2 separate regions of the Homo sapiens genome follow, and region 2 is linked to region 1. A link is a contact called in ENCODE Hi-C or POLR2A ChIA-PET data. All regions are on one chromosome and are shown on one strand. Each heading gives the region's core, a stretch centred on a gene start or an enhancer-like site at or near the end of the contact. The rest is flanking DNA. Distances are from core to core; before and after follow the strand shown. Region 1 overlaps CCNY (cyclin Y). Region 2 overlaps CCNY (cyclin Y).

Region 1 (6,522 bases), core at 3,720-6,219:
AGAATTTCCAGATAACTGACAATTTAATGTATCACACTGTCAAAGCAATTTTAATAACATTCTAAAAACGTATTACACACAATCCTGCCTTCCTAAACACAGCATTTTAAGCAGTATTTTGCTTCTTCTTGATGGCCACCCAAAGTCATTGTCCTAAACCCCATGGACGGTATTGATGCAATGCAGTGGCTACTGCCTGCAGTGAACTATGTGCACCAACACTAAACAGAGTTTGAACTGTGGTGTTTTCTGGGGTCTCAGCTTATGTTTCTGTAGTTTTTCTGTCTCCTTCTTCACTATCAGGCCTTCTTAATAACCTGCTGACAGCTGGAAAACTGGACAACACAGCATGTTTGCAGAGAAGGTTTGAGAGCAAAGACCTAAATGCCAGTGTGTGTGTGTTTGTGTGTTTGTGTGTGTGTGTGTGTGAATGGGCATGTATGCTTGTGAATGGGTTGTGAGAATGGGTCATGTGCCTGTGTGTGAATGAGAGCACACGCACATCTGTGTGTGTGTGTGTGTGTGTGTGTGTGTGTGTGTGTGTGTGTGTGTGCGCGTGCTGGACCAGTGAAGGGAGAAGAGGAGCCAGGGTTTAATTTGGACAGGAACCCAGATGGCAGAAGACTGAGTGGGCTCCTTGGTGCTGCTGGCTATGGCCAGGATTCAGAGTCTCCCCCAGGGTGAAAAGGAAGCTGCAGTCCTCTCCTGAAGCCTCTGAGCAGCATAAAGATGGAGAGACTGCCCTCCTAGAAGAGAATTGGGGTCAGAGTTGGTCACTAAGGGCACTGGATGAGTCACTAACAAGGGTAAGTTTTTGTTGTTTAGTTTGTAGTTTTTCTGATTGCAAAAGCAATACATCTAACTAAACATTTATACAGATTTACACAGATGTAAAAGTTAGAAAGCAGAAAGTCCTCCATAGCAAGGTTACATTCCCTCCACAAGGTACACTCGTGCTCCCAACTATTACAACACATTTTTCCAGATTAAATCATTCATTTCTCCCTTGGAGTTCCCACACTACATATGCTATAAACAAACATTGGTGCATTCTTACCATACTGTTCTTTGTTATATATTTTTGGATACCTTTCCATATTCACACTTACAAAATTCATTTTAAGCCATATATAACATCCCACTCTATGAATGTACCATAACTCAACTAATATTCTATTACGGAGTTATAATAAACAATGCTATGATGAATCCCTACCTTTGCAAACATGTATGAGTATTCCTGGGATAAACTCTGTAAAGTGGAAATTCCTAGGTCAAAGCACATGAATAAATTTAAACAGCCGCCTTCCAATCAGGAAGTACCAGTTTACGAGAGCCAATTTTTTAATCTAATACAATACCAATGCAATAATCTTCAGGCCTATCCAAGGCTCCTGATCAAAACAGGAGAAAACAACAAAGAGTAAGTCAAATGAACTATTATCACAAAGTGCTGTGGGAAATGGGAACTGCAAGCCTGAAACCAGTCTTGTTTGGAGGGCAGCGGCTCCAACATCGGCCTGGCAGTTTCTGGGGCAGAGGAACAGTGTGTGTCTCCCGTGCATGCAGGAGGTATGACTATACATGCTCACAGCACAAGTGGAATCTTCATGGCCACTCCTGGGAACACAGCACACAGCAGCAGGACCTCTTTGGAAGCAGCCATTGTACCGGGGTGGGAGCAGGTTCTCAGAGGCAGAAACCATGATTCTGTTTTTGTTTTTAAAACCAGTGCCACCCCTTACATCTTCACTTAGACTCCCCAACCTGGTGTGGCTGGAGGACAGTGTGGATTAGGCATTTCCCTAACACAAACAGGTTCTTGGCAACAGCGTCAGGGACTTTCTAAAGAACACACTGTACACAAGTTTTAAAGCATCGATTTTGTATCTTTATGCGCCTGGCCAGGCACACTTGGGAACACGCCTTGGTTCTCAGCTAGACTTAGGAGTTGCAAGACTAGGCTCTGATCAGGCTATGTGAGAGCTGGGAGACCCTGGCAAGCACTTAATAGTATCAGACATGCCTCCCTGTGTTGATTCTGTGAGCATCAAATGAGATGAGTGAGAAAATACTCTGTAAGCCCCAAGGCAATGCAGAAATGCAGGGGGGTGTTTACTACAATTATTAGAAAATAACGGCTGGGCGCGGTGGCTCACGCCTGTAATCCCAGCACTTTGGGAGGCCGAGGCGGTCAGATCACCTGAGGTCGGCAGTTCGAGACCAGCCTGACCAACATGGAGAAACCCCGTCTCTACTAAAAATATAAACTTAGCCAGGTGTGGTGGCGCATGCCTGTAATCCCAGCTACTTGGGAGGTTGAGGCAGGAGAATCGCTTGAAACCTGGAGGTGGAGGTTGCGGTGAGCCGAGATCACGCCATTGCACTCCAGCCTGGGCAACAAGAGTGAAACTCCGTCTCAAAAAGAAAAGAAAAGAAAAGAAAAAAACATTTGAGAACTTATGCTAGGCTGGGTGCTGTCTGAATGCTCTAAGGTATACTGACTCATTCAATCCTCATAACTACTCTGCAGGAGCTATGATTACTAACTTCTCCCTCTTGACAGATGAGAAACGAGGCTCCGAGAGTCCACACAACTTAGTCAAGTCCCCAGAGCCCCAGGCAGTGTGGCCACAGAGCCAGGCTCTCACCCTCTCTCTGTTCTGCCACCTTGTTACTGGTATGGGAATTACCTCTCCCAACCCCAGCCTCAGTTTCCTCATTTCCATGTTGAGGTGATCGTCTCAGATACTATCTGAAAAACTCTTCTCTAACCCCTATCTTCTTATAATTTCTATTAGGTGAAAAGTAAGTGACCTTCGGATAATTGTAAGCTTATAGGAGTTCGGAATAAGCAAATTTGAGAATTTTCAAAGGATTATGTCTACAAAAGAGTTCTGCTATTTTTAATCACTTACCTAATCTGGTCATAGCCAGCAACCCAGGACTGAGGCAGGTCAAAGTTCTTCTTGGACAAAAGGTTTCTTTGCATGGGTCTCTGAAGGATTCAGTTACTGAAACCAAACTGAGACATCCGCCACCATTCAACAAACCCAGGAGGAAAAATCCCTTAATAAAATGTACAGTGTACCAAAATAACCTGCTGCTTACAACAAACACCCTCAATGTACGTCTCCCCACCCCACCAAAAAAAAAAAGCCTCTTTCAGCAGAATTTTTTTTTTTTTTTGAGACAGGGTCTCCCTCTGTCACTCAGGCTGGAGTGCATTGGTATAATCATGATTCACTGTAGCCTCAACCTCCCTGGGCTCAGGTAATCCGCGGACCTCAGCCTCCCAAGTAGTTGAGAATACAGGTGCGCGTCACCATGCCCAGCTGATTTTTGCATGTTTTGTAGAGACGGGGTTTTGCCACATTGCCCAGCCTGGTCTCGAACACCTAGGCTCAAGCAATCCAACTGCCTCGGCCTCCTGAAGTGTTGACATTACAGGTGTGAGCTACCACACCTGGCCGAAAATTTTTAAATAAATGAAAAAAGACTCTATAAAAAAAAGTGGAAATGAATTAAAGGCAAACATCACACAGACTAAACACCACCAAAGGACAACTAGTCATTTTACTTTAGGAGACTGGGGAGGTGGAGAGTTCAGCATACAAAACACTAGAAATAGATTCACAAATCAAGTGATTTTTCAGTGCTATTAACTAAAGCAGTAACTGTGGTTGATTCAGTACCATCTAACAAAATGTAAAGTCAGTTACAAAGACTGCACTTAAATAAAAGCAAATACTATGTTATTGTGCTCTTAGAGAAAAATTTTATAAAGGCCTTTTACTAGCTAGACAATTAAATGAGTCCATGTTTTTTAGCAATAAAACAAAAAAATCATGAAGGATAAACAGACATCCTAACACGTAACTAATGCTAAAAAGATTTCATTTAAATGGCACAATTCTCTCTATTCCTTTAACTCTTAAATGACAAAAAAATAAGCAAATATAAATAAATAAATCTCTAATGGAATGCTGATTAAGAGACCTCTCTTCTTGGCCTAATCAATTATAAACCAGAATTAACTGACTAAATGTAAACATAAAACAACATATCTTGAAAGTCTATAACAGCTTTCAACTTTTTAAATTACAAGCACAATAACTGCCATTTTCTGATTGCCTTTATGTGTCAAGTACCTTGCTACTTACTCACATTTAATCTTCTCAAATGCCCACGAGTCAGCTCATACTACAAGACAGGGAAACGCAGGTCAGAGAGGTTACAGAGCTTAGACAAGGCCACACAATCAGTCATGCACTGCAGCCAGGAGCTCGGATCTAATGCTAAGTCCAATGCTTTTTTCAAAACACAACTGCCTATATAGAATTGTAGCTGAATATCATATGAAAAAGCTAACTCATCCCGGGATCAAGGAGGCCACATAGAAGATTCCAGACAGCTGAGGTGCCACGAGCCAGCAAGAATATAGAATAATGTTTTATTGACGACTGTAGGTTTTAAATTTAAATTTTAAAAAAATTTTAAAAGAATAGAAAGGTGTAAAATTAGATGGAAAAATGAGTCAAAAATATTTATAGAATACAAAATAAGTCAAAAAAATGTTTTAAAAAGAATATAGAATAGCATTTAAGAGTGCAGGCTCAGGAGCCAGCTTTTCTGACTTCAACCCTGACTCCTCCACTTGGCACCCTGATGACTGTGGGGCAGTGACTTTCTCTGTGCTTCAGTTTCCCCTCTGCAAAATGGAGATGAGTATCCACCTAAGATTGTTACGGAGACTGAATTAAAATTCACCCAACACTGAGAACCATATCTGGCCCACAGAAATTACTGTATTTATATTTACTGTCAAGAGAAACCTCTGAAGAGAAAGCAGAATGACTAGATTCAGATCTAACAGGCCTGGATATAAGAGCAAGGGCAGAAAACAGGAAAGTAAGTGAAAACAAGCAGGATGAGCTGTAGGGAACGGCATCCTGGAGGAAAACAAGTGACTCAGCTCAAGAAAATGGGAGTCCATCACAGACTCCAGTCAGCAGGGCCAGCTAGAAGAGCACCAGGCAACACGGACAAAAGCCAGAGAGGCATGAAACTGTCCCTGACAAAAGCCACCCGACGCTTCTAAATACCAAATGAAGGCAAAATAAAATTACTTGGTCTTAAATTGGAGGTGAGAAAATGAAGGCAGACCAGCAAGCTCTGTGTTCCCTGGGTCGGGGGTTCTAGAATAACAGAAACAGAGCACCTGCCCAGGACTGGAAGGCACTGATCCAGTGAACCCGCGTCAAGCTGACCATCAGGAGACTGGAGTTAGGATCCACATAGTTAGAGAGAGAGTGGTGCCAAGCACCCATGATAAACCGTGCCTCTGAACTTCCTGCAGCACAGAGACGGGAGCTCATGTGGAAGAGAAGGTAACAAAAGGGCCCTGAAACCAGGAATGAATTTAACAAAGAAATTCCCTCTCCTTTTACACTTGGCCTAGAAAGGTGATCCAGGAACAACACCTGAGTGGGCTTCTCCAGAAGCGGCCTGTCCAACCCGTGTGGCCGTCCTCAGCCAGGTCCTTTGAACCTCGTCCTACACCCAAAATCCCACCCCAAAGCAGAGCCGGCACTGGCATAGGTGCACACAGCCTGACTTCAAACAGGCCTATCCACTGGGCTGGCTGTGTGACTAACAAATAAATGTTAAGTACGCAAATTTACACTTGGCCATGACTTGCTCAAAATTGGCTTAAAATGCTGCAGGGTATGATTCTGAATCAGTAAACAACAATACATTTTTCACTTCAGTCAGCCAAACACAGAGTTCAAATAAGATTTTGAAATTAGAATTCAGACTCATTGCCATTTAGGCTGTGAATTAACAGTTAAAAATTAGTCTCCGTTCACATTCAGCTTAGGTTTGATGAGCAAAACTGCCAAAAGAAAGCATCTGTTTTTGCGGTTTGAAAACATATTTGCTTTAAAAAAGTTTACTTCATATTCAGTCCCTACTTTTTAGGTGAGAGTCTGATTTTGTTTTCCAGTGAGATTCTGGTGTGAGATTGCGACTTCCTCATGAATTGGTCATTGGGAACTGGGTAAGGTGATCCTAGATCCCACAGTGCACTCTCCAGAATCCCCATCAGGTGCTGAGTTGCTGAGTTGCACAAACATGTTCATCTCAAACTGAAGATATGCAGAAAGAGTAGTTGCAAAGTCACTGAAAAGCTACCTGTGCCAAATCAGAGACCCCAAAATATCACAGCAGCTTCACATTTTCATGAGAAACAAGAGGGCACAAGTGAGAGAGAGCCAGGAAAACCCAGGTGGGCCTGGTTTCTAGGGCTCGCTGCTTTTAGGGCCACTGGGGTCGGATCCCACTCCACCTCCACTGCTCACCAAAGCAAACAACATCAACTTTACCAAATATTCCTCTTGCTACAGAGCAAGACATGATTCATTCAGTATCACTATATCCTCCCACACACAAACAAAGGATGCACCATGATCCAGATTTCTTTAGGAAATTAGCAGCTTAATGAAAACTTCTTGAACTTAT
Region 2 (6,100 bases), core at 1,433-3,932, 96 kb before region 1:
AACTTCCTATCTTTTTCACTACTCTTCCTTCTGAGTATCCCTTTCCTCTCATATTGTCAACCCTCTAGCTGAAGAACTCAACTGGACCTGCTAATGTCTCTAAATGTTTTTGACTCTTTAGCTACACCAAGTGTGAGATGCTGGTATTTCCAGGGAAGGATTCTGATGGCTCTACTTCAGTTGGTCCCACCCTGCCCAGCTCCCAGTGTGCATTTTAAAAAGAGGATACTTTTGGCTGGGCACTGTGGCTGACGCCTATAATCTCAGCACTTTGGGAGGCCAAGGTGGGTAGATTGCTTGAGCCCAGCCTACGCAACAAGGTGAAACAAATGTCTCTACAAAAAATGCAAAAATTAGCTGGCCATGGTAGTGTGTACCTGTAATCCCAGCTACTCGGAAGGCTAAGGCGGGAGGATCTCTTGAGCCTGGGAGGCGGAGTTACAGTGAGCTGAGATCATGCCACTGCACTCCAGCCTGGGGACAGAGATCCTGTCTCAAAAAAAAAAAAAAAAAAAAAAAAAGAAAAGAAAAGAAAAAGAAGATACTTTTTAAAGCAACTGAATTACAGACTGAAGAAGTTTCAGATGTGTGCAGTGCAGAGACCATGTCTTCGGATCAGGGAAGCCCAGAATCTACACTGAAGTCTCATAGCTTGTTCCTACTCTTCAGCTTCTCTGTTCTCTACATTCTAACCCGCAGTTCATTTAAAAGTGGCAGGGGGACATTGGTGGGGGAGGGGAGGGTAGCTGTCCACTTCCATCTGGGGTCTTCAACTTTGGCTGCCTGTGAGACTCTCCTGGGGAGGTTTAAAAATCCAGATACTCACAGTATGCCTCAGCCAGATTCAATCAAGATCTGTTAAAAATCCAGACACCCAGAGAATGCCTCAGCCAGATTCAATCAAGATCTGTTAAAAATCCAGATACCCACAGTATACCTCAGCCAGATTCAATCAAGATCTGTTAAAAATCCAGATACCCAGAGAATGCCTCAGCCAGATTCAATCAAGATCTGTTAAAAATCCAGATACTCACAGTATACCTCAGCCAGATTCAATCAAGAGCTGTTACAAATCCAAATACCCACAGTATGCCTCAGCCAGATTCAATCAAGATCTGTTAAAAATCCAGATACTCACAGTATACCTCAGCCAAATTCAATCAAGATCTGTTAAAAATCCAGATACTCACAGCATACCTCAGCCAGATTCAATCAAGATCTGTTAAAAATCCAGATACTCACAATATACCTCAGCCAGATTCAATCAAGAGCTGTTACAAATCCAAATACCCACAGTATGCCTCAGCCAGATTCAATCAAGATCTGTTAAAAATCCAGATACCCACAGTATACCTCAGCCAGATTCAATCAAGATCTGTTAAAAATCCAGATACCCAGAGAATGCCTCAGCCAGATTCAATCAAGATCTGTTAAAAATCCAGATACTCACAGCATACCTCAGCCAGATTCAATCAAGATCTGTTAAAAATCCAGATACTCACAATTTACCTCAGCCAGATTCAATCAAGAGCTGTTACAAATCCAAATACCCACAGTATGCCTCAGCCAGATTCAATCAAGAGCTGTTAAAAATCCAGATACCCACAGTATACCTCAGCCAGATTCAATCAAGATCTGTTAAAAATCCAGATACCCAGAGAATGCCTCAGCCAGATTCAATCAAGATCTGTTAAAAATCCAGATACTCACAGCATACCTCAGCCAGATTCAATCAAGATCTGTTAAAAATCCAGATACTCACAATTTACCTCAGCCAGATTCAATCAAGAGCTGTTACACATCCAAATAACCACAGTATGCCTCAGCCAGATTCAATCAAGAGCTGTTAAAAATCCAGATACCCACAGTATACCTCAGCCAGATTCAATCAAAGTCTGTTAAAAGTCCAGATACCCACAGTATGCCTCAGCCAGATTCAATCAAGATCTGTAAGGAGACCTCAATCATCAGTGTGTTTTTAAGCTCCCAGGTGACTCCTAGGTGCAGCCAGGGCCAGAAACAGTGATTTACACAGACAACATATTTCTAACTTAGGTGTTTGTGCCTCCTAGAGTTGACCGATGAACTATCAAATTGTCACACAGTTCTCTCACTAGGCTCCTAAGTGTCTGTGTCACAGCCAGTGGCAATTTTAAGTGGTCCAAGGATGAAAGTGTTGAGCAACTAAGACAGAGCCACCTGTGAATCCCAAGAGCTCCCGCTGCCCCAGGATGGGAAACTGTGCTACTCTGCCCTGGCTTCCAATGAGAGGAGTCCAGGATTAAAGGGAAGTTAGCAGCTTCTGTTCTGGGCTCCTCAGAGATTGAGCAGAAGCCAACAGTCATGTGGTACACAGATCTTCAGGGCTTTCCACTTCTCTCCGCGAGTCCTAATAACCTAATCTGGAAAATACTTCCAAAGGTACTGCACACCCCATTTCCCCTCAGTAAACCACAGCCCAAGGGTAAACGTGGCTCAGGCAAGGGCATGCGTGGTGGAGCTAAGACAGAGCTCTGTGAGTGCTGCCAGTGTGAGTTTATGCCCACTAGTCACTTCCCGTGCACTCCGGTGCTGAGGAAGTAAGGAAGAGGCTGCATTGCCACTTAGATCCTGGAAGCACGGAACCTGACAAGCGCAGTGCCAACAGGCAGCCTCTACCCAAGCGGCCTTGTCCTCCACCTTCTGCCTAGAGCAGACACTGACTACAGATGGCTATAGTCCTCACTGCCTGACTCATCATCACATGTGGTCATACTCAGAACAGGGCTTCTAGGCCTGAAAACCTGGCCCACTGAAATGGACGAATACTCCTTATTTAAAATTTAAACACTTATTTCATATGCTGACATGTATTGTGAAATGTGTGCTTTCTGAAACAAGTATAGAGATAAAATTCAGATTTTTTAAAACTGAGCTGCTGACCACAGGCCCAAGCACATCAGGTTCTCTATAGTACTTGCCAAGGGTCATTATTACCATAATGCTAGTGGTACAATAAAGGAAAAACCAGTGTTCCCTCCCTCTTTAAAGTACGGAAACTGAAGCACCGTAAGGGAAAGAAGTTTATCCCAAGACTCCCCCTTCCTTCCTCCCTTATAAACTCCATTTAAAAATATGGAATTAAAGGCCCCACAGAAAGGATCCCACCCACGTTCTCTTTGTTGGTGAGAGAGCCATGGTCAGAACTCAGATCTCCAGACCCCAGGCAAGTGTACCTTCACTAGGCCAGGCAGGCTTTCTACTGGAGCCCCGGGTCTCCAACTGGGAACATAGGAGTCTCATTTTATTTAGAAGGTAAAAAGTTAGTGGAGTTATGCCAGGATGGCTTCAATAAAAAGTGCAAGGGTAGAAAGCATGAACAAAAATAAAAAATATATTTTAAGTAATCTACATTTAAAATACTTTAAGATTCTGGTCTTTTAATGTAAATAGTACTATGTAAAAATATTTCAATACCCCACACTTAACTACCAAAATCATTTTTTAAAAAGATTTCCTGAATTATCAGTGCTACCCCTACTCCCACCCATCCAATCTTATCACTCCCAGACCCCACAACCAACCAGCTTAGCTGTCAGGTTAAGGAACAGAAAAAGCATTCAGTTAAGTAAAAAAAAAAAAAAAAAAAAAAAAAAAGGAAGGAAGGAAGGAAGGAAATAAATCCATATACCCACCATTTAATTGTATACTTGAGGTTTGGTTGACTGACTGTGCTATCATCTAGGAAAATGGTGGAGCAGGAACTGTATTTCCTTGCTATTTGTCCTGGAGGATGCTAGAAAACAACAGCAAGAAGATTAAGGCAATTACACAGGGCTCAGAATTCTTCCAAGAAACATCACCCCCGCTTAACTTGAGATAAGACCACAGAGGAAAAATGTCTTAGCAAGAAATGTCAACATTACCACCAAGAACAGTACAAAAACACTTTATTCATAAAATGAACTTCCTTGCTCTTCCATATATAAAAGTCACCAGGACCACACCTAGTCCCTAACTTCCTGCATCAGGAGAACAGTAAACTCTTGCAATCAAGCATCAAAAAGCATGTTTCAGAGTCCACAAAAATCACCTGCCCCATGGCTTGTATGAAACATGGGATCTACTAAACTAACAAAAGCCTGCAATTTAGATGGTGGCCTGGTTTTACGCACTAAGATCAAGACAAGTGTCCACTGTACCCACTTTCCTTACTCTTGAAATACAGTTGATTTAGGGGCCATGGAAAATGCAGCCAATGTTAATTTAGAATCTCCTGGTTAATCTGCTTGAATTTCAGCAGGTAAAGTTATAATGAAAAAATATTGCTTTGTTAAGGACAAAGTAAGTTTTAAAGGGGAAGATTATCTGATACTTTTGAAAATACAACCAATGAATGACCTTTAGATAGTTCTTTGTGTGGTCTTATGACAGGTTCTTTCATAACTGTACAACTTTTGGGCTCTTTGGAGAACTTTAGAACAGAATTCCTTCTAGAAGGTACTGGTGAAGTAAATAGAATTTATAGCACACACTGATGACACCTAGTTGAACACTAAATAGATTTCTGGCAACAATCGGGCAATATGATTAGTACACATCAATCTGGATAGTTCCTGATCAAAAGCAAACTAGAAAAAAAGTTAAATTATGCAAACAAGTTTCCACGTGCCTGATGCTATGTTGAATGTCTAAGTGTCATTTTCAGCAACAAAAAAACTTAATAATCCCTTGGGGATCACAATGTCTTCTGCCTGACCTGCCCGCCTGCAACACACCCTGGGTGTACACAGTTCACAAATTTAGTAAAGGAAGCCTCAACGTTAGAGACCAAATGCCCTGTTCAATATCTTAAAATTTATTTCTCATTTAATAAGGTTTCCTCAGTAATAAAGTAAGGAAAATGTGAGGCAGTCTGAGAAATATATAAACAATGTTATAAACAGAATCTCTTCTCAAAACTAGATAACAAATGATACTAGTTACTTCTTTGGGGTTCCAATTTCTTAAATCACAGTTAGCACTGCGCTGCTGAAGCATCCTGACCCTCGGAGCCCTAGTCTCACATCAACAGCAAACAGGTTAGAAGGAAAGAACCACAACCAGGAAAATTCAGAAGCTGAGGCCTCTCCCCAGGGTTCTTTCCTTAGGCTTACACTCTCAAGTGCCTATGTGGGGACAGGGCATAGAGAACGCTTGTGAAATTCAAGTCTGAAGTCAAATGTCAGTTTTCACATGGCATTTAACATCTATCAAATGAATCACATTTCATTAAGAAAATCCAGACATTTAAACCAATTCTCTTCCTCTTTTTAAACTCTTGTAGAATCACATGTAAGTCACAGAAGACGCACTAAAGCCTCAGACTCTAATAACAGCTATTACCATAGGTGATAAACTAAAAATGCTTAAGGAATTTTTCCTACAGATGTAAAATCTACTACAAACAAAAAATCTATGTTTAACACAGATACCATATTTAACATTAAAAGTCAGTAATTAATTAAATTTTTTCTGGTGTTAATAAACTTTTAGAGATATGGGATAACTTTAGAAATCCCAACAATGAAGGAAAAGGACAATAATATTTCATTTGTGTTTCTTGTGGGTTTCAATTGTTTCCTCTGATGCAAACTCCTTCCAGATTAAAATGTAACAGGGCTTGCAAAGAATAAATGGTTTCCCTAAGAAAATATAAGCCACAAAGTCAGGGAAAGAAGAGTGATGCACGGGGTCATGGGAACCCTCAGAATACAGAGAATGTCCCATCATAATCTAGGAAGTAACCTTTGTGAGTTGACAGGGAGGGCACCACCCCTCTGTGTGCACCATCCCTAAGGTTCAGAGGGTTAACTCAAAGCCAGCCACACAAAGGGACCCTGCCCTGGCCTGAGGACTGCCCCACCTGCGGGTCTGAGCACCCCAGAACTAAGGGCTGATCTGCCAAAGCCCTCGATCCCAGGGGGATGCCAACCCAGCTTTTAAACTATTTAATAACTTCGAAACTGAATAAAGATCCCAAGTATTGAGTTATAAAGATTTTAGTTTCAGAGTATCTCAACACTCTAAAGACCATTTAGGCACTAAGTCATTTATTGACTGTCAGGACTACAAGACTCAT

Evidence for each region. Hi-C counts contacts between places; a loop is a spot of excess contacts on that map. ChIA-PET counts read pairs that join two places held with the same protein, here RNA polymerase II (POLR2A).
Region 2: a loop to region 1 is called in a map of IMR-90, with 2.0 times the contacts of the local background. The contact joins two enhancer-like sites. A Hi-C loop is called at or near these places in 2 of 168 maps with a recorded cell type or tissue (B cell and IMR-90). POLR2A ChIA-PET finds 5 or more read pairs at or near these places in 2 of 52 experiments (OCI-LY7 and activated T-cell).

The regions. Positions count from the first base shown.
Region 1 is chr10:35,420,143-35,426,664 of GRCh38, reverse strand. All of the region lies in intron 1 of CCNY (cyclin Y), which reads right to left. Among named protein-coding and RNA genes, the nearest start is that of CCNY, 87 kb to the right of the region's middle. Within about 2 kb of position 4,969, at least 15 of the 41 ENCODE cell types and tissues checked have a DNase peak (open chromatin) inside an H3K27ac peak, as active enhancers do.
Region 2 is chr10:35,514,198-35,520,297 of GRCh38, reverse strand. It overlaps CCNY (cyclin Y), which reads right to left. Exons shown (of 10, transcript NM_145012.6): 4 at 3,675-3,775. Among named protein-coding and RNA genes, the nearest start is that of GJD4, 88 kb to the left of the region's middle. RefSeq lists enhancers at 1,953-2,453, 2,454-2,954. Within about 2 kb of position 2,682, at least 7 of the 41 ENCODE cell types and tissues checked have a DNase peak (open chromatin) inside an H3K27ac peak, as active enhancers do.